Regions from separate parts of the Homo sapiens genome. Here region 1 is linked to region 2. Evidence: chromatin loops called from intact Hi-C (ENCODE). Cell type or tissue: sigmoid colon. All regions are shown on one strand. Links, peaks and the distances in the headings refer to the core of each region. The heading gives the core; the rest is flanking DNA.

The links. Hi-C counts contacts between places; a loop is a spot of excess contacts. Peaks named below come from ENCODE experiments on the same cell type or tissue, not always from the same donor. Only the 100,000 strongest peaks of a DNase experiment are listed, where the experiment ranks them.
Region 1: a loop joins it to region 2, with 5 times the contacts of the local background. A loop is called at or near these places in 1 of 110 quality-filtered maps.

What each region holds. Positions count from the first base shown.
Region 1 is chr15:80,813,237-80,822,187 of GRCh38, reverse strand. All of the region lies in intron 1 of CEMIP (cell migration inducing hyaluronidase 1), which reads right to left. It overlaps LOC124903539 (a long non-coding RNA gene), which reads left to right. Exons shown (of 2, transcript XR_007064733.1): 2 at 2,666-3,745. Among named protein-coding and RNA genes, the nearest start is that of MIR549A, 24 kb to the left of the region's middle. In sigmoid colon, for the core only: no CTCF peak of the experiment used is centred there; no DNase peak of the experiment used is centred there.
Region 2 is chr15:80,931,639-80,940,589 of GRCh38, reverse strand. It overlaps CEMIP (cell migration inducing hyaluronidase 1), which reads right to left. Exons shown (of 30, transcript NM_001293298.2): 22 at 8,551-8,731; 23 at 7,130-7,345; 24 at 3,705-3,916; 25 at 2,611-2,796. Among named protein-coding and RNA genes, the nearest start is that of MESD, 54 kb to the left of the region's middle. In sigmoid colon, for the core only: no CTCF peak of the experiment used is centred there; DNase peaks (open chromatin) are centred at 2,698, 3,728 and 4,099.

The sequences.
Region 1 (8,951 bases), core at 2,612-7,611, 120 kb after region 2:
AGCCAGGAAGCTGTGCACAAGAAGCATCAAAGTTTCAGTCTTGACTGGGAGCTTCTGTCGAAGCCAGTTGGATGTACAATGGCTTCAGGGGCTGTCAGATCCCAGGTAACACTGGGACACATTGGCACACTTCCAGTTATTCTCCACTTGAGGATGAACTGATCCAATCATAGCACCACAGTCTCAAGGTGCAGCAACCAGGAGGAAAAGAAAACCAGCTGTGTCACTCTTCAGGTGCCCAATGGCAAACAACAGCCTTCCAACATGGCGGCCTCTAGAAAGTTCAAGTGCTTCCAAGAGCTCCTGACATGCATACCTTTCTAATCCCAAGGGGAGACTGTCCTGAGAGTCCCTTTCAGGGATCTGCCACACAGAGCTGTGCCTTCAGGCAGTCCTCCTTCTCCTTTCAGCCCCAATTTGTTCCATGGCCCATGGGCACCTCTAAGTAGCCCATTAGAAGAAGTTCCAATGGAGAGAAAGAGATGTAAGGGATACACAAAGGTCTTTTCTCCCCCAAAGACCTCATTCCCTCTCCCTCACACTGTCCCCTCTCACACCCTGATTGAGTGGCAACCCTTCAGCCTGTCTTCTTGGATGAACCTGTCTACTCATCTCTCACAGGCCTCTTGAATATGCTCTTCTATTTTCGGACCCTATTATTTTCACCTGGTTGATGGAAAAAGCCTCCCTGCCGATCTCCCTGCTTTTATCTACCTGCTTCTACCCAATCCACGTAGTTGCCAGAACTATCTTCCTAGAAAGCACCTGTACTCATCCTTTCTCCTGCCTAAACGCTTTCCACAGCTGTTGGCTATATATGGGTCATAACTTCCTAACATGAACTTTTATAACTTGACCTCTGCTTCTCTTTCTGGTCACTGACAGCACTGGTAGATCAAACCACCAGGAATAAAACAGAAATTAAGGTTCCTGAATGCAATAAGCCAGGAAATAATGAGTCTCCCATGCTCCCTGCTCCCTCATTCCTCTGAGTTGTCTGCATCCTCACAATGCCATCCTGCCAGCAGCTATTTCCCCGTGAGATTATGTGCTCCAAGGGGCCAGCAGATGAGTGAAGCTCATCTCTAAATTCTGAGCAACCAGCACAGAGCCAGTTGTTTGAACAGTTCCTTTCCAACTACTGCCTTCTCAAAGGTTTCACATCTTTATGATGAAGTGCAAATTTCACTATTTTGAAGCATCTTTTGGGTTCCAAACTCTGTATCAGACACTTTCACATTTTTAGTTTACTTGATCCTCCCCTTGTAAACTAGTTAATAATAACATAAAACAGTAATATTCAAAACATATTTAACATTTATTAAATACCAGAAATTGTCCTAAGTATTCCCATGTTTACATTCATTTACTGTGTACAGCGTCCCAGCGGGTTAAGTATTATTATAATTTCTTTTCTATAATAGGTGAGAAAACTGAGGTTTGAAAAGGTTGAGGGACTTAACTACAGTTACCTAGTTCTCACTGTCCTCGGGAATTAAATCCAGATCTATCAGCTTCTATGGCCTGTGCCCTTAATAACTATTATTACCCCCTTTTACAGACTCAGAAACTGAGAATCAGAAAGTTGAGGGAGTAGTTCAGGGTCACTTGGCTAGTCAGCAGCCAAGCCAGCCCTCCTGAATCCACATCCTATGCTGTGATCCACTGCTACTCCTTGTAACTGATGATCCTGACTGTGGTTCAGGTTGGATGAATCAAGGAAAAAACCTTGACCCATCAAAAACCAGGTTCCTAAGCTAAGAAGACCCCAGGAGAGCATACGCATCTATGAATATAAAGGATACACTATGCTACCAGTCCTCAGAAATTTATGCAGGCCAAAGGAATACTGGGCTCTGCTTGAATATTTTTGGCAGTTGGGAAGACATGTGACTCACGGTATTTATAAGGAACAGGCTGCCCACTTTCCTCTGACCAGTCTGGGTAGCAGCACTACCATGGAATACCACTGCCCTGGAGAATTCCAGATTAAATAGAGGAAAATCAGTCAGGGAAAAGAAACATCCAACTCAGAGAGAGAGGGAGACAGAAGAGGTGGCATGTTTTTGCACAGCCCCACGGAATTCTGGAACAGTCCAGAGCAGGAGCTGTGACCTTAGCCGAGAATCAAAGATTAACATGGGCAAGAGAAAGGCTGGTTGAGCTTCACTGTCCCACCCTTGTCATGCTGGCCACTTTGAGATGTCTACAATTCAATTCTCTGGTTGACTGCAGAAGTCAAGGGGTTTCAGACAGACTTGCCTTTGAATCCTGACTCTGTCCTATTGTGACCAAGTGACCAAGTCAACCAACTTAACTGAGCCTCAGTTTCCTCCATCCACAAAATAGGGTTATTGAGACCCATAGCTCAAGGATATTCATGAGGATCAATGTCATAATGTATAAGAAATACCTGGCATGGGCCTAAAGTAGGTGCTTAATAAATGTTCCCCCATTCCCTTCCTCTTTCTCTAAGAGAAGATCCTTTCTTTCCTCCTTAAAACAAAATAGGCTGAAAGCAATCTAGCCCATCATTTAAAATGATTAAAGTCCCCAATTTCTGTTTATGAATGCTGTAGAGGGTAAAGGGGGAATACTCAGGGTGTGCTGTCATTGGTCTTGGTGAACATAAATTTGAGGAATTGTACCAATGTTCCCATTCCAGGTCACATCCTGTCATGATCAAGACATTAATGGATATGACAAAGATCCCAGATGAAAAGCAACTTCTGAACCACACCACTGGCATCCTGATTAAAGCAAACATAAGCAAGCCGAACCCAGCAAGACATCTGGAACCATCCCTAAGAGTGACCATCCACTAGACAGGACCCAACCCTGCCATGAGTGGAATCAACTTCCTGTCTCATGAGACTGCAGATTTCAAATCCTGTGCCTCTCCATGGCTTCCTGAGCTCCTAACCACACTCTGACAGGCATGGCATCTATGCAAAAAGGGAAATGAGTGAGGCCAGTTGAAGAATTATATAATCCTCCATTTTAAAAATAGGACTGGGTATTTTTGGAAAGAACTAGCTGGGTGAGTTATTTAACAGCCTTTCTGGCTAGCCTGTGGAAACTCAGAAAATGGCATTCTCTCAGGGTCTCTAGAAAGATGTGTTACCTGGTACAGCCAAAGAAGACTGAAGATGCCCAGGCTGGGCTGAACCTGGGACAATGCAGAGATAACCTGGTCCTTTGTAAGCTGTGGACTGGCCCTGTAATGCACGCTGGGAAGAGAGGAGTTTGGAAGCCACTCCCCAGGATGGATCTCTGTAGGCAAATCCTTTCAACAGCTACTGTGAAGCCCTCTGAGCGATGCGATTGATTAAGGTTGACAAAAGCCTGGCAATGGCTTCCACTCCCCACTTCTTGTTCCCATGTTAGACATTATTAATCAATTACAACTCTTTCTCTACAAGCCCCAGAACCAATCCTTTACACAAATCTCCCAGAAGCCACCAACAATCAGTGGGAGTTGGCACGAGGTGAGACTTCTCCAGTCTGTCTGCAGTAGCTAGTAAGTGGTGCACTGGCTTCAGTTTGGACCACTGCTACATCGTGGAGTTGACCTGTTGAAATTGATGAGCTATTCTGACATCAGTAATGCTCCCTGCAGCTTAGAGTTCAGGACTTCCGTTGTGATACAAATACAGCTGCTTGGAGAATGAAAATATTCATATATTTTTGGAGCTAATTCTAAGTACTTTCAAGTCTGTGCCAAAATTAAAACTGTTCAGAAATACTCTGATTCTCTTCTCCTTTGGGCCCATGATAAGTTTGCACTTCTCCTGCCCCTTTTCAAGTGAGACTATGGCCATGTGACTTGGTTTGGCCGATGATACATGAGTAGAAGTGACATATGTCACACAAGTGAAGTCTTAAGAGCCAGTGTATGATCCACCATGCTCCCTCTCCTCTGCCCTGGTGATGGTAGAAGCATATATGGAGGTGCAGCTTCCCCAGCAAGGGGTCTTGCATGACTGTGAGAGACAGTATCTCCTTGCTAACACACATTGGACATGAACATGAGTGAGAAATACATATTTTTTTGTAGTAAGCTGCTGAAATTTGGGGATTGTTTGTTCCTGCAGCATTGCTTTACTTATCCTGACTTTTACAAACACTTTCAGCTAGTCATTCCATCGGATCCTCTCAACAACCACGTAAAATAGGAAAAATGCTATTATCTACATCATACAAATAAGATGACGAATGCCCAGAGAGGTTAAATAATTAAGAAACACTGAAACCTTTTACATTAACTGACCAACACCTATTGCCAAAATGGAAATGTATATGCTCTGATCATATAATTTTTACAAGAAGTGGTGCATTTAAGCAAGTCATAGATCTCACTGAAAAATTAAATATTGTCTGAAAATTGACCCAGAAGCACCAAACACAATCATCCAAGAATAAAGCCACAATTTGCCACCGCAGCCTCCTAAATTGCAGTTCTCGCTCATCTTTGCAGCAGTTGTCAGGATCCTCACAGCCACATACCCCCAAATGTTCCCATAATCCTCTCTGCTTCTACTTACATATTATTATTATTATTATTATTATTATTATTATTATTATTTTGAGACAGGGTCCCACTCTGTCACTCAGGCTGGAGTGCAGTGATGCAATCACCGCTCACCACAACCTCTACCTCCCGGACTCAAGTGATCCTCCCACCTCAGCCTCCTGAGTAGCTGGGACTACAGGCACACACCACCATGGCTGGCTAATTTTTGTTGTTGTTGTTTTTGTAGAGATGGGGTTTTGCCGTGTTGCTCAGACTGGTCTTGAACTCCTGAGCTCAAGCTATTCACCCACCTCGTCCTCTCAGTAGTGTAGTGCTGGGACTACAGGTGTGAGCCACTATGCCCAGCCTACTCACACATCATTTATGCAAATCCTATTCTCCTATAAGCAATATCCAATTATTTGAGCAACTTTCTCCTCACTTCTCCTTCAAATGACAGACACTACATGTTCCAGGGCAGCCTGTCCCACAGCCTTCCGCATCCCCAGCTCCACGCTGTGTATAATCATAATAATTACATCAGCCAAGGTATCGTCATTTTAGCTCCTTCCTCCTTCACCATGGCTTTCCGTTTCTATTTCTATATAAATAGCCTTGTTATAAACTGTTTACTGTCAGCCAACTCCATTCTTTTCTGGAAGTAGGCAGAGTATATATTACAAACATAAAAATATAATAATAGACTTACCTTTACTCTGTTCAGGCATATAAATAAGATCTCTGGGCTGAAGCCTGAGGAGCGAGAACCCCGTCTGCCGCTTTGTTTGCAGTTACTCTCCTAGAGTAACGGTGCACTGTAGGCTCCTAATCACAAGTATTCATTGCTCACCTGGTTTGTGCTCATTACTGGGCTTGGAGCTGTGCAGGTACAAGGACACAATGTCCTCTCACCCTCGTTTGACCTCTATCTTCTCTCCCAGTGCCCGTCCTGAGACCCATCCCCACCCTTCCTCATGCAAACATATACGAGAAGAGTTTCAATCCAGCTGACAGGGTCAGGTTAGAGTGTTGGAGGAGATCATTCAGTGGAGATGATTCAATCTTTTAAAGATTCCAGGAAAGAAAATTCTGATATCTGGAGTAATCAGGGAGGGCTTCCCAGAGGACAAGTAGCTTGACCTGGGCCAGGAGGTGTGGCTTATTTGTGGGCGGACTGGCCCAGGTGGTGCAGAAATGAGGCAAGGAGAGGAGAGGTGATAAGATCCTAATGATCAGCATAAACACCTGCCTGCAGGAGGCCCTGGAGTAGGAAGCAGACAGAGGTCCGAGGAAACATCCAGACAGACAACTTTCCTGCCTCCCTCAAGGACCCATTTCTTTGATTTCAGAGCTTTCCACTCCCTGGAAAACTGTGAGTGGTAGCTAGCCTAGCCTGCCTCAGCCACCACTGAGTGGTGATGCAGAGAAGGGAAGCATTTAGGGCTTAAGAGGCCCTGCTGAGATGGGAAAGTTTCTCCTGTGGTCTTGATCAGAGACAATTCCTCAGGGTTACCATATACCCACTTTGCCCTGAAATCCACATGCAGCCATCACAACTTAAAAAAGAAAAATAGCGCTGACTTTTCACAGTAAAATAGCATTGCAAAAGAGTTTGCTTTAGAAAGTCACAGTCTCTCCTAACTCATTTGGATTTTTAAGCATAAATTTCAATCTGGAGGAATATTGGAAAGAGGGCACCGGTAATGGACTCATCCCAGGAAAAGTATTTATTCTTGCCTTTCCTCGGCCAAGGAAAGTTTCTATGCTGGAAAAAGCACCTCACCATCCACCGAGCTGTATGGCAAAGATTATAAATAGAAATAAAGAAGTCATTCTGACATGTTTATCATTTCGCCTTAAACTTCTGGAGCTCCCAGGGCAGAAAAAAGCTGGATCTTCTCCCTCCTACTTGGAAAATATATTTCTTTGGCTTTCCAAATAATATCTCATTAATAAAACATGATCTTTAATTTTTTTTAAAAGGCACAGAGTTAGACTATTTAATGAGAGGATATTTATTCTAACTCCTTATTTTTATAACTAAGAAACAAAGGAGAAGGAATGAGGGAGGGAAGGAAGGAGGAAAGGAAGGAAAGAAGAAGGAAAGAAAGAAGGGAGGTAGGAAGGGAGAGAGGAAGGAAGGAAGGAAAAAAGAAAAGAATATCCATTGAATATCTACTATATACCAGGCATTGTACTGTGCATTTTCCATATGTTACTTCATCTAATCCTCATAGCCAAACAATCTGGAAAGTATTCTTGGCCTCGTTTTCATGACCAAAGAATTCAAGGTATAGTAATTAAATGCCTTTCCCAATGTCTCAAAGCTAGATAGGGACAGAGCGTTGCTCATCTGGTCTTCACCACAGCACTGGGAATTGGGCCAGGCAGGCCACAGGATACCCATTTTACAGATGAAGAAACCTAATCTCAGAGAGGCTGAGGCATTTGCCTCTAGTCTGAAAGTTAGTGAGTGACGGAGTTAGGATAAGAATGCCGTTCTCCCAGCATCCTGGCCAGTGGCTTCTCTACTCTGTCTTACATGCAGGGTATATATGGCAGGTTTTCCTTACTTGGACCGGTTTTTCCAAAGAAGTGAATTGCTACTGTGATCTCCTTTGAAAGACCCTCTCAGGGATCAGGAAAAGCAGTAGGGACACTCTCCACCTGTATTGAAAGTGCAACCGTTGGGCTGGCCCAGTGGCTCATGTCTATAATCCCAGCACTTTGGGAGGCCAAGAGGGGAGGATCACTGAGGGCAGGAGTTCGAGACCAGCTGGCCAAGAAAGTGAGACTCCCATCTCTTAAAAAAGGAGAGAAAAAGAAAGCACACCCCTAGAATTTAAGTCTGCATGGGGAGGAGGAAATAATACAACTCACACTGGAGAAAATAATGATTTGGAGGAATTAGTGAAATCTCTCTCATAGCCATTCATTCTCCAGGTCTGTGTGTTGCCCATGCTGTTACTCTGGCTAAGGTACCTTTCCCTTCTTCACAGGCCCAAAGCCTACCTATCCTTTGAGGTCCAACTGAAGACCCTCAGTGAGCAATCTTCCAAGGCACCCACAGGTTCTGCCCTGAGGTTTGGGGAATAGGGAAGATGCAGGAGAAGAATTCTAAGAGTGGGTGACATTGAGCTGGGTCTTGAAGGAAGAGTAGGAGATTGTCAGCGACATGTGAACCTTGAAGAGGATCTTTCAAGCCAAAGAAAGCAATGACCAATGTGCTGCCCTAGCTGGAGCAGAGAGAGAACTGCTGGGTACCAGGCTGAGCTGGAGATGGTGGCCAAGCCGTGGGTTGCTCTGGTGTCAAGCCAAAGAGTTTAGGCCGGGCTCAGTGGCTCACACCTGTAATCCTAGCACTTTGGGAGGCCAAGGCGGGTGGATCACGAGGTCAGGAGATCGAGACCATCCTGGCTAACGTGGTGAAACCCCGTCTCTACTAAAAATACAAAAAAATTAGCCAGGCGTGGTGGCGGGCACCTGTAGTCCCAGCTACTGGGGAGGCTGAGGCAGGAGAATGGCGTGAACCCGAGAGGTGGAGCTTGCAGTGAGCTGATTGCACCACTGCACTCCAGCCTGGGCAACAGAGGGAGACTCTGTCTCAAAAAAAAAAAAAAAAAAAAAAAAAGCCAAAGAGTTTGGACTTTATCCTTTTATGGATGGGAGAGGGTGTCTCAGCTTTGATCAATAAACCTTTGCTGCTACAGGTATGGAGCCAGGTATTAGAACTACTTCAGTGAATGAAACATCTCTTCCACCCTTGAGAAGCCCAGGGGCTAGTGGATTTTAAGTGAGAGAAAAATGATCAAATTTGCCTTTTAGAAAGATAGCAGTAATTGATATAAATATTAAGTCTTACTTGTACAACATCAAAATCATTTTGAAAAGCATAATTCAGACTGCTGGCTCTGAAATCATCTGTCCGAATTCAAATTTGGACTGTTCCACTTGCCATTGGACCTTGAGGAAATTATTTCACCTTTAGAGTGCTTCAGGTTCCTACTCTTAAGACAGTACTGCTGCTCCGGCCGGGTGTGGTGGCTCACACCTGTAATCCCAGCATTTTGGGAGGCCAACGCAGGTGGATCACCTGAGGACAGGAATTCGAGACCAGCCTGGCCAACATAGTGAAACCTTGTCTCTACTAAAAATACAAAAATCAGCTGGGTGTGGCAGCACCTGTAATCCCAGCTACTTGGGAGGCTGAGGCAGGAGAATCGCTTGAACCCAGGAGACAGGGGTTGCAGTGAGCTGAGATCATGCCACTGCACTCCAACCTGGGTGACAGAGTGAGACTCCGTCAAAAAAAAAAAAAAAAAAATCCGTACTGCTGCTCCTATTACAAATGATAACGAGGAGGAGGATGGCAGCTAACACTTGCTGAACACTGACTATGTCCCAACCACTGTTCTAAGTACATCTGCATGAACTCATT
Region 2 (8,951 bases), core at 2,044-7,043:
TGCTCAGGGCTGAGAGCAGAGCAGCCATATCTGCATTCCATGCCCTGCGTGGTGGGGAAGCTGGGGAGGCAGGTGAGCACCCGCTTTGAGCAGCTTAGGAGGAAGGCAGTTCAGTGCTGCCCATGGTCACGTCTCCCTGGAGGCTCCCAACATGCTCCAAACCACTCCTGGGACCAAGCACAGAAATGGGATTGGTCCTGAGGCTTCTGCACAAAACTTAACAGTATTCAGGTTTCCTTGTTGCCATTATATATCAGATTATCTAAACTGGGAGTGACCTAAAAGACCATCCAGCCCATGGTAGGTAGCAGCTGCCTTCCCTAATCCTGACCTACAACTTGGATGTGTGCAAGCTGGCTGAACTGCAAAGCCCTGGAAGGCATGAAAGGAGCACGGGCCTGGGCATCTGCCAGCCCAGTGCTCAAATCCTGGCTATGACCAAGTAATGTTGCAGAGCAGCGCTACTGATGGCTGTGCACCTTAAATAATGTACTTGTTTATAATTTAGTAAGAATCATTATAAGAATTCACTGAGGTGGTATTAAGCAAACTTAGCTATCCAGAACACAGCTACAATCACTTAACAGTTTTTTTAACCTGGAAAAAATGAGAGATGATTCAGAGCTTATATATTTCACACTTTGAAATCCCCTCCCTTTTAGCTGACTTATTTTAATTTTACCCCTAATTATAGCAAGCTGGTTGTTAAGTATCCTAGCCCATAGTAGATTATTAGAAGGTAGCTGCTAAAGGCAGGTGCTCTGAGTATAAGAAACAACAAACGTATAAGGCAGAAAGATTTTTAAAAGCCCAAGAGTTTGCAGCCCTTCTCCATAGGAAACAGACCCCCTATAACCCAACTCCTGGTCCCTAAGGCGTTGCTGAATTGAAACACAACACAATGATCAACAGGCATAGGGCTAAGCTATGCTACCAACCAAAAAATGTGCTTAAGGTGACAAGCAGACCAGCCTTAGATTTTTAAGACTTTGATCAAAGAGGTTCAACTTACTTAGTGGAAGTTTCCATTTGAAAAATTCACATCTTTTGAACATTTCACTCATGAGCCGGAAAGAAGAAAATCTGCATGGATGGTATCCCAGGGACTTTACCTTATCAACATCTGTTACTTTAATCATAATATTTCCTAGTGGTATGTGGGGCATATCTCACTCCTCCTCCTCTGGTATTCATATGGGAGGATTTTCCTAAATACTCCTGGCCCCTGGGCCCTCCCCTCATCCACTTCTTCCCATGGGAAGAGAGTGTCTCATATAATTGGTTGGTTTTGGGTATTTGGCTCAGCCCGTAGAGCAGGGGCACTCTGGTCTGTCTTCCATGCTCTGAGGTTTTCGGGCTGGGCCCTATGTGGGGAGCCTGTAATTGCCCAGTGCTCCCTGGGGCGGAGGAGGTAAAATTGGGGATGATATTGGAAAGCTCTATTCTCCAACAGCTTTATCATCAGTAAGGTGGATCACTTCCTCTTCCCCTGCCAGCTTGTCTGCCCCCAGCTGGCGTAGCACTTGTGTGGGGAAAGAGGTGTTTTTTATTGCCCTCCCATCCCAACATTTTACTTATACTTTTGATTCTAAATTTTAATTTTCCCTTAATCAAATTGATGGAGCCATAAATAAGATAGATCATCTGTTATCAGTTTCTTTATCATTGACTTCCATATAAGAATAGAAAACTGGCCATCAACTGATCTTTTACCCTTACTCCTCACAGTTTGCTATCGACGTTGCTGTGGAGCTGGGTTGGCATTCTTAAGACATTAGACGAAATTTCTTTTTAAGAGAGGGGATCAAAGAACTCCCAGAAACAGATACTCTGTTTTCATTATATCTCTATTGAATAGAACCTAGTGCAGGTTAGCAAAAGGGTGAGGGCTTTGAAGACAGACAGATCTAGGTTCAAATCCAGCTGGGTCAGCTTTATGCTATGATCTCAGGAAGTCTCTCCTATTTTCCCTGTGCCTTCTTTGCCCATCTCTCACTCTCTCTGTCACCCAGGCTGGAATGCAATGGCAGTATCTTGGCTCACTGCAACCTCCGCCTCCCAGGTTCAAGCAATTCTCCTGCCTCAGCCTCCTGAGTAGCTGGGATTACAGGCACGCGCCACCATGCCCAGCTAATTTTTGTATTTTTAGTAGAGACGGGGTTTCACCATGTTGGCCAGGCTGGTCTCGAACTCCTGACCTTGTGATCCACCCACCTCGGCCTCCCAAAGTGCTGGGAAGCGTGAGTCACCACACCCAGCTGCCCATCTCTTAATCCTCTGCTCCAAGCAGGTTGTTGTGAGGATTTGAGATAATGTACCATGTTTTCTGGATTCTAAGATTTACTGCCTTCACTTTTTTTTTTCTGAAATATGTAAATTCCCTACAATTCACATGTATATTTAATAGGGTGTTTATTTTACTTTTAAAGCTTAATAGCTTTAAAAATGTCGTTAATGTATGGGACAGTCAGCCTTAGAGTCAAAATGCCTAGAAAGGTGTCTTACATTAATTGGCATTAACTACATGGCTGTTCTTAGACTTATTGGAAAGGCCAAGGGGACAAGATGAGGTTGAGCCACTTTCCTGCAGCCAAGTGGGCGCCTGCTCACCCTGAGTCCTCGTCCCAGTAGTAGTGGCTCCTGCCAGGGTAGCTCTGCTCCACTTTGTCCATCTGCAAGGTCCTCACGAAGACGCCCGTCTTGGACGTTTGCTTCAGCAGGCGATTGTGAACATCCGAGAGGATGGAGAATGTGGTGCCTCGCGGGTAGCAGAGCCCCACTCGGATCCAGTCGCCCCTAGGATTGGAAGTAGAGTCAGGTTACAAGCAAGGGTGTCCAGGCCACAGGGCCTTTGGAGCATGCCTTGGAGAAAGAGACCAAAAAATCTCCACCAAATGACACCTCCACTTTTGTATGGGAAATTTTGAAAGCACATTTGCTGTCGTGGTGACTGAGTTGCAGTGTTCAAGGAGAGAGGGAGAGACAATGGCTGCCCATGAGCAAAGAGCCTGAATGCTTCACTGGTGTGTCTCCAGGGCCAACCCTGGGGGTGCTGCATATGGAACTTTGGGAAAAAGACATTCTTTTCGTAGTTAAAGAGCACAGGATCCAAAGGACCTAGGCTGAGCCCCTTCTGGGTCCAGCTTGATTGTAGGGCCGATTTCATCGCTTTGGTCTCATTTCCCACATCTGGTAAATGTCTGTCTCACAGAAATACTGTGACAAGTAAATAATGTGCATAGAAAATACTAGAATCTAAATATATGAAGCCCTATCCAGATGCCCTCGGCCTCAACACTTTATCTCGCAGAGCCTCGTTTCCCTCTCTGTAGGATGGTAACAACAATACCCAGATATTTTTGTCATCTGTCGAGCACTGGCTAATGCCAGGTCCTGGGTGCCCGCCATACCTTATCTCCTTGGGTCCTCATTGCACTCCTGCAAGGTAATACTATCCTCAACTCAAAGATCAAGGAGCTCAGGCTCAAGAGGTTACGTGCGCTGGCCAAGGTTACCCATGCTGGAGCGGGGGCTTGGCCTGTGTCCTTTAATTCTTAACTCCTGGGTGATGTCAACCCCTCTAGGTACTCCTGCATGGATCACATGGGCTAGCCTGTGGTTTCGTTAGACGCAAGTCCAGGACTTTGCAACAAGGCATCGTTATCAGCTTTGAGCTCACTGCTCCTGGCTGGACACCCACTCACTTGTTGAAGTTGATGAGCCAGATGGCGAGTTCGGCGGGGGCCGTCTGGTCCCAGTGGATGGTGTAGCCCTTCTGCAGGGTGACAACCGGTTGGTATTGCTGGTAATGGGTGCTCCTGGTGAGCGCCCCCTCCAGGTAAAGAGGGTGGCTGGGGAAGTCATTCTTGATGATCTTCATTCGCAGGTTACTGGTCTTGTAGGCTTGAATGTACATCTTTTAAAACCCAAAAAGGAAACACACAATGAGGCTATTACGAAGGATTATTCCAAGAGCGTCTGGCTAACATCTGACTATAGACCGCACTTTCAAAGGCACTTTCTCTTTACAGAACCCTTTTTAGAAGGCTTGAATGAAAGAAAGGCCAAATAAGGGGACATCTCTTTCTGCTGATGGACGCAGCCCAGGCCTTACTGTGTAATCCAGCTAATGCTTTCTGTTCATCTTCATAAAAGTGCTCTGTTGAGCTTCCAGTGGAAATTTGAGAAGAGTCTGCATAATAGTCAGATGGCAAATTTTGGACAAAGGACAGAGATGTGGACGGAGGAGGAAGGGAGTAAGAGAGAGAGAGAGAGAACTTTTTTAATTCTACCATAAAATGCAACTCGCCTATAACTGGCAGTTGCTCTGCCTGATTTTAGAGAGTGCCTGGGTGTGTTGGCCTACTTCTCCCTCCTACTCCCTCTCAGTGTCTGGCCCCTGAGGCCAGTCCTTGTGGTGCCACAACACACTGCATGAATAAATGGTGCCTCATTTCAGAGGAAAAACTGAAAGCAAGACTGTCAGCCATTGAGTTCCAGGGACCTAAGAGCCTGGATGCTTTATCCCAGCATTGGTTTAAAACACTGTGTTGGCCGGGCGCGGTGGCTCATGCCTGTAATCCCAGCACTTTGGGAGGCCGAGGCGGGTGGATCACCTGAGGTTGGGAGTTCGAGACCAGCCTGACCAACATGGAGAAACCCTGCCTCTACTAAAAATACAAAATTAGCTGGGCATGGTGGCACATGCTTGTAATCCCAGCTACTAGGGAGGCTGAGGCAGGAGAATCGCTTGAACCTGGGAGGCGGGGGTTGCAGTGAGCCGAGATCACGCCATTGCCCATTGCACTCCAGCCTGGGCAACAAGAGCGAAACTCCATCTCAAAACAAAAACAAAAACAAAAAAAACGCCATGTCCTGTTTTATGGCACATCCCAAATTCATAAGACAATATCCCCATAACTGTGGCCAAGAGAGACAATCACACCAACGTGCAATGATGTTGTGCTTTTGGAAGGAAGTGCTTATCTTCCCCTCTAGTTTTATCGCATATAAGATGGAAAGAGAACCAACCCTGCCCATCTTAGGAAGTTGCCCTGAGTATCAGAAGGTAAAGCGTACATTAAAGCATTTTGTAAGATGTAAAGTGAAGGGAAAATATTATGAATAACCGTTAATAACCAGTTGCCAGTTATGATAATCTGGCAAGCTCTAACGATGAGCTTTTTTTTCACAGAAGATAAGCAACATATCAGAAAGAAAGTGTGGGAAGGAAAATCAAGGCTCCATATGGGATACCTAGACCTTGAGCTGAGGCTGTGTAATGCTGACAGTGTGGATGCCAGGCTTGAGGGTTTGGTCATCCTTCAATTATTCAGGACATGACTGTCCTCCATCAGCTCCCTTCTGACCCCACTTCCCTTCTTATCTTCCTCACATCATCATATCAACCACTCACTCCCATTAGCATCTTGGCCCTTCCTCTGCCCACACCTACAGCAGAAGCCACCCCATGGCTCATTGCACAGCTCCGCCTCTCCCAGGGCTCTTGAGCAGGGCTGAGAAAATCCCACAGCCTGGGAGAGAGGTGCCTCTGCAAATGCACCGCCTCCAGTCTCCACTGGGTTTTCAACACTGCCAGGCACTCCTTCCACAAGCTTCTTGTCAACATTTTCCACTCTCTACAGCAACTCTTCCAAATCTTTATCGCTCTCTGGAGGTTACTTTCCTCAAGCCCAGTCCCCACATTCTCAGCACATGACATCACATTCTACTGCAGAGAGAAACACCCTCAGCTTCCTGCCCTCTGCCCTGTCTTCCTCTGGTCCTTCTTCCTGCTAAATGCTAGCCCTGCCACCTACTCTGGCACCTGACCCCCACCAGCTGCACCCTGTGCCCTCTTTGCCCCTTATGGCCCTTTTCCTTCAGCCCAACACCATCTCCCTCTCCTATCACTCCTCCACCCCCAAACCACCATTTAGCTCCTTTCTAACACCCCAATTCCTGACACCCACGGTGGTGATAATAATGCCTGCCTTGTAGGATAGTTGTGAAGACAGCTATTCATACATGTTTCCTTCATTCTCTGAGACGACCTGGCTCACTGTGAACCTGACAATTCATTTTCTCAGGCCTCTCTCCCGTTACTCATTTATTCATTAGTCATTCATCAAAATACTAGAAGTAACAATAATATAATAATAGCTAACTAATATTTTAAGTTCTGCCCTGTTCTAGGCACCATCTAGACCTGCCCTGTCCCTCATGTGGCCACTGAGCACTGGACATGTGGCCACTGTGACTCAGGATCTGAATTTTAAACTTCAATTCATTTAAATTTCAAAACAAAAGCAATGTAAATATTTTTTCCTATCCCATTACCCTGATTTGATCATTACACATTGTATACATATATCAAATATCACACATTCTCCAAGAGAATATACTATGATATAGCAATAAAAATGCAAAAATAAATTAAAAATAAAATTAAAAATTCACATTAAACACAACGTTATTGTTTCAGTAGGACTACACTTCCCTTGGTTGAAAATTGAGTGGGCTATAAGTGTAAAATACACAGTAGACTTTGAAGACTTAGAAAAAAAACAAGAAGTGTTTTTAATGATTTTCTACACTGATTCATTTTGAATGATAGTATTTTTAATACAATTAAAGTATTATTAAAATTAAATTCTGTTTCTTTTTACTTTTTAACATGGCTACCAGAAAATTTAAGATTACATGTGTGGCTTGCATTATATTTCTATTGGATAAGGCTGATGAAACATTTTACTTGTATTTTCTGAAGCCACCCCCAAAATCTCGCTAGGAAAGTTCAACTATTTTACAGGTGAGGAAACTGAGGCTCCAAGAGACCAAGTAATTTGCCCAAGGTCCAATGGTAAGTGTTGGAGCCTGACTTGAATCGAAGCAGTTGACCCAGAGGGTTCTTTTTTTCTAAGCATTTTGCTCACCAAGTGTTTTGACTTTAACTTTGTAAAAATCCTACTGGGTGAGGGGAAAAAATAAAAGGAAAGAAAGAAAAAGAAAAAAAAATTCTGTATCTCTTTCTGGCCTGAAACAGAGCCAGGCATAGAGTAGACACTCACTGAATGCTTGTTGCATGAGTGAATAAGTGAGTGGCCGGCCCCCAGAATGGTGTCCCCACCTGTGCATAGCACCCACTGCAAATGGCCCCTCTCCAGTCGGGAACATTGATGCAGTCTGGGTGCCGGACCAGCCAGTTGTCATTCTTCGTGAGGTAGGAGCCAGGGTACTCGGACACGGAGCCGTCGACGTCATGGAACACAGATGTCTTATCCCCATCCATGTCCAGCTGGTTGAACCAGGGCCCAGGCTCTCCGAAGAACACTCTGGAAGTAATCTAAACAGAGCCCAGGAAAGTTAGGCAGGGCTAGAAGGTGAAGGGAAACTGCAGCCGTCATCAGGCCAGGGCGAGGTTTCCGATTTCCACTGACGTTACAAGCCAGCCAAAACAAAGATGCTCTCGGGCACTGAGAGAAACCACGTGGCTGACCCCTCCGATGCAACCGGAGTCACAGTCAAAGGTTCACTGTGCCTCAACTCCCAGACCTAGCACATGCTTTTGGCCTCTGCTCACTGGAGGGTTGGCTGCTGTGGATGAGCTTGGAGACTGCTCTGACACACAGCCTTCACCAACTGCAGAGATGGAGGAGGGGGACTGAGGACTGTGAGTGTGACTGTGTGTGAGAGGGAGGTGGGGGTGATGTGTGTATGAGAAAGGGTACACACACTTTTACACATACACACACACATACACGGGGGCATCCGTGTGCGAGAGAAGATGCATGTGGCACGTTTCAGGAAGACAGTTTTGCAGCATGAGCCCTTGCAGATTTCCATAACTGACCTCTTTCAGGCTCTCAGTTGCCTGAGTAAAGACATTAAGTCATTTCAGTTTCACATCGTTTCCCTCAGCCTGCCAGGAACTGGGCAAACAGGCAAAAGGCAGGAGCAGGGAGGAGAAGGAGGGAAAAGTCTGGGAATCCATAACCTGAAGGAAATGCACAGGAGGACTGGCCCCGGCTGGTCTCACAGGGCAGCCCTTGCTCCTGATCTCCTAATCCTCCGCCCCTCTTCTGCCTTCTCTGTCTAGGGCAAGGAGGCCTCTGTTTATAGTCTGCTCTCGGGGAGAGATTAAACAGAACATCATCAGCTAAGACTTCCCTTGGAAACTGTGGGGCTTGTTAGATTCTTTGTGCCAACTCAGGTGGCCTGGTCAGAAGACTCAGTTTGTCAAAGTCAAGTCCCTTGGAGGAACAGCCTAGGAACCTCAGTCCACACGTCGGGTTCCTCCAGAGGCTCGCCTGAGTTTTGAGCAGGGAGAGAGCAAGCGGGCATTTACCCAGACCTGACCTGTGGGGCAACCTACGCTTGTACTTTTCCAGTTTGGATGAAGAGCAAACTGGGACATGGCCCAGCCTAGTTGGAGGAGGCTTCTCAACCCCTGCGGTGGTGGCAATAGCTCAAACTCTGGGACCCAGGGGACTTGTGAATCACCATCCAAAGTCTGGGTTTGCCGGGAGTCTGCCCTGGCGCCTCACTCACCGGAACGTCCTCAAAGGCAATGCCGGTCACGTTGTTATGGGGGCAGCTCTGCCAGGCATTATTCAGGCGGAAGGCCAGGGCGCTGGTGTGCCGGCCCTCCAGGGCCACAAACTTTCGGAAAGTGCAGTTTTGGATGTTGATGGGGCCATCATATAACTGAATTCCTCTAATTGGAAAATTCCTACGGAGTTAAGGAAGTAAGATGTCAGTCTAAATGTTTTCCATTCCTATGGAGTTAAGGAAGTAAGACGTCAGTCTAAACGCCATGTTTGCCCCTTCTGAGGTGGATGGTAGCAGAGACTTCCTGGGTAAAACCATTCCTGATCCCCACCTCTAGAAACTCCCCCTGCCCCAGATCATTATTAATTAATTATTAATTCATTAATTAATTTAAAGCATGT